Regions from separate parts of the Homo sapiens genome. Here region 1 is linked to region 2. A link is an interaction called in ENCODE POLR2A ChIA-PET data of the cell type or tissue named here. Cell type or tissue: GM12878. All regions are shown on one strand. Each heading gives the region's core, and the rest is flanking DNA. Links, peaks and the distances in the headings are about the cores only.

Region 1 (5,754 bases), core at 713-4,712, 110 kb after region 2:
TCTCAAACTCCTGGCCTTGAATGATCTGCTTGCCTCAGCCTCCCAAAGTGCTGAGGTTACAGGCTTGAGCCGCCTCGCCCGGCTAATAGTTGCTTAGAAATTTCTAATAATTACACTGCATTCCATTGTATGGTTATATCATGATTTATTCAGTTTCATATTATTTCAAACAAAACTGGAAGTAAATATCCTCATATGTATTTGATGGTAAGTAAGCAGCTTCTCTGCGTATTTGTGTATAGGGTAGTGTGTGGACCTAAGCTTGTGTTTCTCTTGGGGGGAACCCAGAAGTAGAATGGCTGGGTTATATGCTAAGTGTATAATATTTACAAGTTTATTTTATTTTTTTTAATTTTTTTGAGACAGAGTCTTGCTCTGTTTCCCCAGCTGGAGTGCAGTGGTGGGATCTCGGCTCACTGCAACCTCTGCCTTCTGGGCTCTTCTCATGCCTCAGCTATTCTCATGCCTCAGCCTCCTGAGAAGCTGGGGTTACAGGCACACACCATCACATCTGGCTAATTTTTTGTATTTTTAGTAGAGACCAGGTTTTGCCATGTTGGCCAGGCTGGTCTCAAACTCCTGATCTCAAGTGATCCCCCACCTCAGCCTTCCAAAGTGCTGGGATTACAGGCTTGAGCCACTGCACCCAGCCAATATTTACAAATTTAAAGAAACTGCCCACTGTTTCTCAAAGTGATTGTACCATTTCACATTTCTCCTAGCCATGTATCCACGTATGATACAGTTCTAGTTGTTCCACATCCTTACCAACAAACGGTATGGTCAGTCTTTTTAATGTTACCCCTCATAGTGAGTGTATAGTGGTATCTCATTGTAGTTTTCAGTTTCCCTAATGGCTGATGTTGAGCATCTTTTTTCGTACTTACTTGCCACTGGTGTACCTTTTTTCTGTGAAGTCTCTGTATATATCTTTTGTGTTTTTTTTTTTTTTTTTTTTAGTGAGACAGAGTCTCACTCTGTTGCCACGTTCGAGTGCAGTGGCGCTATGTCGGCACACTGCAACCTTCGCCTGCCGGGTTCAAGCAATTCTCCTGCCTCAACCTCCCGAGTAGCTGGGACTACAGGCATGTGCCACCATGCCCGGCTAATTTTTTATTTTCAGTAGAGACGGTGTCTCACCATGTTGGCCAGGATGGTCTCGATCTCTTGACCTCACGATCCGCCCGCCTCAGCCTCCCAAAGTGCTGGGATTATAGGTGTGAGCTACGGGGTCCAGTCTCTTTTGCCTATTTTTAAGTTGGATTGTTTTTATCTTATTGAGATGTAAATTAGTTATTTTTTCTAGAAGAAAAACTTTTTTTGTGTTTATATTTTGTTTTTTGTAAAAATTATTTTATTATTTCCTATTTTTTTTTCATAGGATGGGGTCTCACTATATTGCCCAGCCTAGTCTTTAACTTCCGGCTTTAAGCAGTCCTCCTGCCTCAGCCTCTCAAAGTATTGATATTATGGGCATGAGCCCCTGCACCCAGCCTGATTTTTTTTAATTTGTATAAATTTATGGGGTACAAGTGTAATTTTGTTACATGCATAGATTGCCTAGTGGTGAAGCCAGGACTTTTAGGGCATCATTTACTCAAATCACATACATTGTACCCATTAAGTAATCTCTCATCATCCCCCTCCTCACCCTTCCTAGTCTCTTGTCTATTATTCCACACAATATGTCCATGTGTAGCATAGTTCCCACTTATTTTATTTTGGAGACGGGCAGATCATGATGCCAGGAGTTCAAGATCAGCCTGGCCAACAAGGTGAAACCCCGTCTCTACTAAAAATACAAAAATTAGCTGGGTCCACGTGGTAGTGCTGCCTGTAACCCCAGCTACTCGGGTGGCTGAGGCAGGAGATTCACTTGAACCGGGGAGGTGGAGGTTGCGGTGATCTGAGATAGCACCAGTGCATTCTAGCCTGGGTGACAGAGCAAGACCGTCTCAAAAAAAAAAAGAAATATATATATATATATATATATATATATATATCTCGAGAGAGATACATATCTCAGCTATATATCTATATAGCCAAGAACACGCCACTGCACTCCAGCCTGGGTGACAAAGAGAGACTCTGTCTCAAAAAAAAAAAAAAAAAAAAAATTAGGCATGGTGGTGGACACGTGTAGTCCCAGCTACTTGGGAGGCAGAGGCAGGAAAACCGCTTGAGCCCTGGTGGTCAAGGCTGCAGTGAACCATGATCATGCCACTGCACTCTGGCCTGGGCAACACAGTGAGACCCCCATCTCAAAAAAAAAAAAAGAAAGAAAGAAAGAAAATGTTTAAATCTTATTCTTCAACATGCTGTACCCTGATGGCCTGGATCAGTAGTAGTCCCTTGCCTCCTCTGAACTTCTCTACAATCTCTATAGGCAAAACCGACTTATCACTGATTGCCTTGTACTGAAGTGATATGAGTACCTGATTGATTGTGCACACTTGGAGGTCACAAACTTTGTTAACTCTCACAGTTCCTTAAATAGTAAAGGCATAATAATCACTGATTAAGTATGTCTGTGCATGGAAGAGTAGGCAACAACAACCAAGCAGCAGCAAATTAAAGATGATTGAAGTTTAAGGCCTCAAGACTTAGAAGAGTGGTATGAAAACTAAGTTTAAGAAAACTCACTATACTGGGCACGATGGCTCACATCTGTAATCCCAGCACTTTGGGAGACCAAGGCAGAAGGATCGCTTGATCCCAAGAGTTCAAGACCAGCCAAAGACACACCTTCTATACAAAACTTAAAAACATCAGCCAGGAGTGGTGACATGTGCCTGTAGTCACAGCTACTGGGAGGCTGCGCTGGGAGGACCGCTTGAGCCCAGTAGGTCAAGGCTGCAGTGAACTGTGATGGTGACACTACACTCCATCCTAGATGACAGAGCAAGACCCTCTCCAAAAATTGAATTAATTTTTAAAAGTCCCATGTGGATGACTATATTGTGATTTGGGGGAAAGAAAAGGGAAACTGAAGGTTACTGGGCAAGTTCATGCTTACAGGTTTGCCAAATCTTAGAACCCATACACTCAAGGCTTCTACCATTCTAGATATGATCGTGTACTTTTTTTTTTTTTTTGAGATGGAGTCTTGCTCTGTCACCCAGGCTGGAGTGCAGTGGCGCGATCTCAGCTCACGGCAACCTCTACCTCCAGGGTTCAAACGATTCTCCTGCCTCAGCCTCCTGAGTAGCTGGGATTACAGGCACCCGCCACCATGCCCAGCTAATTTTTTTATATTTTTAGTAGAGACGGAGTTTCACCATCTTGGCCAGGATGGTCTCCAATTCCTGACTTCGTGATCCACTCATCTTGGCCTCCCAAAGTGCTGGGATTACAGGCGTGAACCACCACTCCTGGCCATGACTGTGTACGTTTAAAGTCGCTTTCTGGATTCCATTTTATTGATTCCTGATGAAAGTAGTTTTAAACTTAATATGGTAACAGTCCTGTCTTATTATATGACAAAGATATCACTGACCCTCCAATGATGCAAGATGTGTAGAGTTATTTTTCTCACTGGTGGAGTTTCTTCACTGGTAGATTTTCCTATATGTAGTCAACTACTGTTCCAACTGCGGTGAAGACAACTACCTCAATTGAGATTAACACATTGTCATAAAACACAATTACCACCAAGCAAGTAAAAGGAAATAGATGAGCTGGGATGGAACACAGAGTGTGTAGTAGACTAAAGGGACAATTTGATAAACAGTACTGAGTAACTCTTATAACATTTTCAAATAAAATTGCCAAATTTTTTTAATAGAGATGGGGGGGTCTTGCTATGTTGCCCAGGCTGGTCTTGAACTCCTAGGCTCAAGCAAGTCTCTGGTCTCAGCCTCCCAAATTGCTGGGATTACAGGCAGGAGCCACTGCACTCAGCCCCAAAATTGCCAAATTTCAATCTGGAAACAAACTCAAGCTGATATAGCTACTCCACAAGATGACTTAAATAATCCATTTCAACGACAGCAATTTCACTGAGAGTAAAGAAAGTAACACTTGCTTTTCTTACACGAGAAGGAGGGGACTGAAAATCCCTCTCTCTCACACACACACACTTTTACCCAGTTATAGCATATACTGTGATGAAGTCAGGCGATTAAAGTCCCTTTTGAGACAGGGTCTCACTCTGTCACTCAGGCTGGTGTGCAATGGCACAATCACAGCTCATTGCACCCTCAACCTCCTGGGCTCAAGTCATCCTCCCAGCTCAGTCTCACATGCGGCTGGGACCACAGGCGCACATCACCATGCCCGGCTAATTTTTTTTTCCTATTTTTTATAGAGACAGGATCTTACTTTGTTGCCCAGGCTGGTCTCAAATTCCTGGGCTCAAGTGATCCTCCTCTCAAAGTGCTGGGATTACAGGTGTGAGCCATGGGACCCAGCCTCTAAATTCTTTATAAGTCAGCACTGAAAGCTGCATCTAACTTCACACGGTTATCTGGTATAAAGAGCTTAATTCATTTATGTTCAATCAACAAAATTTAAGTAAAAGAGCATTGTACATATCTACATAATGCCTTAAGTTTATAGAATTGTATAAAATAAGGAACCTTGGAAAACCATACAGAGCACCCTTTGTTTTAAAATTTTAAAAACTGGCCAAGAGAGATTGATTTGTCCAAAGCTTATAGCACATGCTTACAAATTATTCTGAACTCTGCCCTAGGTAAGTCTTCTTTTCAAAGTAACAAGCTAACAAAATATATTGATCAGGTACCAAAAAGGAAAAAAAGGTTTTCACATGTAGATTTCTTTTTAATCAAAGTTCTGTTTTGAAACTGAACATATGATCATGCTGCTCTTTCCACCAACAGCAATTAACTTTCATTTATAAAAATGTCAGTTTAGGACATTTCTATTATGATACACATTTTCTTTCAAAGTAAAATAATATGGCTTTAGATTTCATTTAAACAGAAGGGCAAAGAATATTTACTCCAAAAGTGCCCCCTTTTTTGTTAAAACCCTTTCTTCCCCTCCCCATGCTTTCTCTTCTTTTGTACTAAAGTTCTCAAATGCATGAGATGGAGGAACAATACCACAATACAACTGCAGGCTTCCTGCCTACTAGTCAGTCATTATTCTTCAGTCTTGAGAATTTTCAAAACACTGCTTGGGTTGCTTTGAAATTCCTTCTTTCAGATTTTCCCTCCTTCATGGAACATCTATTTAAAAGAATGACTTCAAAAATGTCTTGCTGCACCCAATCCAAATTCTCTAAACAAACTAAAAATGCTAGCCTTAGATATGAAGGTGGGATGTAAATGCCTGAAGCTTGGCAAACACCAACCTAATAAAAGTACAGGACAGAAAGAAGTATATTTCTGGCCAAGCATAAGAACAGTCTTTTTCTTATATGTATATAAATTAAGCTTGTTTCTGAAAATTTTCATATTTATATGGATAGTATCACGAAGTTAAAAACTACATCATTACTATCCCTTTTTTTTAAACAATACAATTTATAGACCTAAAAATCTCAACCTACATTGATAGCTGAGGAGAAAGGGGCTAAGTCAATTATTACTGACTTAAATTTCACACTAAAATGATGTATATTCATTTATTTTTTAAAAGTTGTTGGCCAGGCGTGGTGGCTCACACCTGTAATTCCAGCACTTTGGGAGGCCGACGCGGGCAGATCACCTGAGGCTGGGAATTCGAGACCAGCCTGACCCACATGGAGAAACCGCCATCTCTACTAAAAATACAAAATTAGCCAGGTGT
Region 2 (4,000 bases), core at 1-4,000:
CATTAAAAGCCTACCTGTAGATTTTGGTAAATTCTTAAGAAAATCCTTTCTGTCTTCTTCATGTAAGATATTGTAAACACTTGTGTTAACCAGGTCCTCTTGCTTATATTGCAGGTATTGTGTGACATTTTCTGATACAAATACAATGTTTCCGTCTCGATTCACCACAAATAGGAAACCATCCAATGCCTAAAATAGGATATGTTAATACAGGCTGTTATGGACTGAATTGTATCCTCCTCCCTCTAATTCTTAAATTGAAACTCTAACCATCAGTGTAACTGTATTTGGAAACAAGACCTTCAAGGAGGTAATTAAAGATAAATGAGGTCATAACGGTGGGGACCCTAATCCAATATGACTGGTATCCTATAAGGGGAGAGAAAGACACCAGGAATGTGCACGCAGAGAAAAAGGCCATGGGAGAACACAGTGACAAGCCAAGGAGAAGCCAATCCTGCTGACACCTTGATCCTGGACTTCCAGCCACCAACACTGTAAGAAATAAATTTATTTGGTTTCACCTACCAAGTCTGTGGTATTTTGTTATGGTAGTATCAGCAAACAGCAACCACAGTAGTAAGTAGAATGTGTAAAAACTACTGCTGACTTAATTACTGCAAACAACTATAAGCCACCATTACTACTAACATTAGCACCATTACTACAGGCCTTACTGGGGGGAAAAAAAAAGAAGAATAATTGGGGGTGGGGGAGTGTGTACATAAATATGTTCAGCATGAAATCTGAATTAATGTCTAACCTAATTTTTAAAGAATTATATCTTTAAAGGAGCTTTTAAAAATGAGAAAAGCATCCTTAGCTCTTCCCATTTTTCCATTTGATGCCAAGTCAAGCTACAGAAACTGCTCTACTATTCCTTAATGAGAATTTACAAAGAGGAATTTCAAAACTGATCAACTAAAAGTAGTTGGAACAAACTACCTGAAACAAAAAGAAGTTGACAAGTTAACTTTATGAAGGGCTTCAGCCCCTAAACAAATACAAAGCACATGTTTAAGTCTTAACAATTCCTCAAGAATATAAAACCATAGCGTGCCATGTGATCAATCACGCAAAAATTCACCAAAAATGTCTGAGCCGAAACGTACAGTCATCATACCCCAGTATCTGTGTAAGGTTGGTTCCAAGACCTCCCAAAGATAGCAAAATCTGAGGATGCTCAAGTCTCCAATATAAAATGGTGTATTTGCCTATAGCCTATGCATATATTCCAATATACTTTAAATCATCTCTAGATTAGTTATAATACCTAATACAATGTAAGTGCTATATAGTCATCACACTGAGGTGTTTTTTATTGTTTTAACATTATTTTTTATTTCTTCCTCAGCCTCCAAATCTGTGGTGCAAAACCCATGGATATGAAGGGCCATTTGTACCCAAATATCTCTGTGAAATTACAGGCTACCTTTCCTTTCCTGCTTGCTTATATTTTTATGTTTGTATATGTGTGGTTCCTCAGTTTGCAACTATATTTTTACTAGGGGGGCAAGGCTTCCTGAATTATGTATATTGTAATTATAAGAGCATTTTACCATCATATTCAGAATACTGAACTGTCTCAAAGAAAAAAATGTTTTCTTTTTGTTCTCATTTCCTAACCAAAATTTCATCGATTTTTTATAACTTTATAATAAACCAAAGGGCAATACAGCCTACTGGACAGTTAAAATCTTTATACTTGCCTGAAGTAAAAGCGGTCCTAAGGAGTCTTTATCAATAACTCCCTGCCCTGTAGAAGATACATCGGCTTTTTGAACATCATCATCATTGGAAATAGTTTTTCCTGAAAAGACAGAAGGTGGTATAACGAATAACACACTATCAGTTATAGATTAAATCACCTTCGAATAGTCCCCAGAAGAGACATAAAGATACACATGCACATGCCCATACATACATACAAAACATTTCCTCATAAGAGAATGATGCTACAATATTATAACATCAAAACTAAACTTCATAGTTGCCCAGGAAGCCAGAAGATACCTAAATCATTTCACTACTAAATGTACTATCCCACAGCTTCCTGAAAAGGAACTACCAAATAACAGGCAATTGTCTGTTAACCGTCTCTAAAGAGCATAAGCTGGAGGCCCAGCGCGGTGGCTCACACCTGTAATCCCAGCACTCTGGGAGGCTGAGGCGGGTGGATCACCTGAGGTCAGGAGTTTGAGACCAGCCTGGCCAACATGGCAAAACCCCATCTCTACTAAAAATACAAAACTTAGCTGGGCGTGGTGGCAGGTGCCTGTAATCCTAGCTACTCGGGAGGCTGAGGCAGGAGAATCTCTTGAACCCAAGAGGTGGAGGTTGTGGTGAGCTGAGATCACACCACTGCACTCCAGCCCGAGAGACAAAGCGAGACACCATCTCAAAATAAATAAATACATAAATAACAAAAAGCACAGCTGGTCAACACATTTGTCTATTCCCATACTTGCTAGCCTCCATCAGTTGTAGTCTCTACCCAAACAAAGGAGCAAAAAGGCAAATATAGCAACAAGTTCCTTCTAAAACAGGGGTCCCCAACCCCCAGACCACAGACAAGTATCAGTCTGTGGCCTGTTAGGAATGGGGCTGCACAGCAGGAGGTCAGCAGTGGGCAAGTGAGCAAAGTTTCATCTGTATTAACAACAGCCCCTCCCCATCACTCACATTACCACCTGAGTTCTACATCCTGTCAGCTCAGAAGTAGCATTAGATTCTCACAGGTGTGCAAATCTTAATGTGAACTCCACATGCGAGGAATCTAGGTTGTGTGCTCCTTATGATTCTCTAATGCCTAATGATCTGTCACAGTTTCTCCCATTACCCCCAGATGGATCCATCTAGCTGCAGGAAAACAAGCTCAGGGCTCCTACTGATTTCTATATTATGGTGAGTTGTATAATTATTTCATTATATGTTACAATGTAACCATAATAGAAATAAAATGCACCACAAACGTAATGTGCTTGAATCATCCTGAAACCATCCCCTCTACCAGGTCCATGGAAAAACTGGCTTCCACAAAACCAGTCCCTGGTGCCAAAAAGGTTGGGAACCACCACTGTTCAAAAAGACATGAGTGTTTTTATTACCTTGCTCTTTTATTTGACGTATCTGTCTTACTGTTTCCTTTAAAATCGCACATTTATCTGGTTTGACATTGAAATTGTCAATATCACTAAGATTGGCAGATATCAGCTCAGCCAATTCTTCAATATATTTACTTTCCTGCTCCCGTCTCCGTTTTTCACCACTGCAGGTAAGACTAAGGGAAAAGGCGTAGAAAGGGGGGAAAGGAGACATAATATATATATCACAAAAGAGCTGTTAGCAGAATCAGCCCCTATACAACACTATTACATGATTACTTTTTTTTTTTTTTCCTCGAGACAGAGTTTTCGCTCTTGTTGCCCAGGCTGGAGTACAACGGTGCGACTTTGGCTCAATGCAACCTCCACCTCCAGGATTCAGGCAATTCTCCTGACTCAGCCTCCCCAGTAGCTGGGATTACAGGCATGCGCCACCACGCCTGGCTTATTTTTGCATTTTTAGTTGAGACGATGTTTCACCATGTTGGTCAGGCTGGTCTTGAACTCCTGACCTCAGGTAATCCACCCACCCTGGCCTCCCAGAGTGCTGGGATTACAGGCATGAGCCACCACACCCGGCCTATTATTTTCATATGTAAACAAACTAAACTCAGCCAATATAAACTATCAAAAATGCTGTCTTGGAGAAGTAGTACAACATAATAGAGATTCATGTAAACCTAAATTCAGTTCCATCTTTGTTAGCTAGGTGGCCTTGGGCAGAGTTAGCCTCAGTTACTTCATCTAGAAAATACGAATAAATCATCTTTACTTCTTAGAGATAATAAAACAACTAACAAATAAGAACAAAAACAGTGGTAGCTACTTATTAATGATGAAGTTTTATTCATTGTAGATTGATATTTTTCAACTAGCACATTAAACTTCAATTGACA

What was found. Peaks named below come from ENCODE experiments on the same cell type or tissue, not always from the same donor. Only the 100,000 strongest peaks of a DNase experiment are listed, where the experiment ranks them.
Region 1: POLR2A ChIA-PET joins it to region 2 with 5 read pairs; 18 of 35 experiments call an interaction of 5 or more read pairs at or near these places.

The regions. Positions count from the first base shown.
Region 1 is chr20:47,507,774-47,513,527 of GRCh38, reverse strand. The region is part of intron 1 of NCOA3 (nuclear receptor coactivator 3); the gene reads right to left. Among named protein-coding and RNA genes, the nearest start is that of NCOA3, 8.8 kb to the right of the region's middle. In GM12878, for the core only: no CTCF peak of the experiment used is centred there; no DNase peak of the experiment used is centred there; H3K4me3 peaks cover 1,473 bases; H3K27ac peaks cover 1,367 bases.
Region 2 is chr20:47,623,191-47,627,190 of GRCh38, reverse strand. It overlaps NCOA3 (nuclear receptor coactivator 3), which reads right to left. Exons shown (of 23, transcript NM_181659.3): 4 at 3,108-3,280; 5 at 1,710-1,810; 6 at 15-189. Among named protein-coding and RNA genes, the nearest start is that of NCOA3, 120 kb to the right of the region's middle. In GM12878, for the core only: no CTCF peak of the experiment used is centred there; no DNase peak of the experiment used is centred there.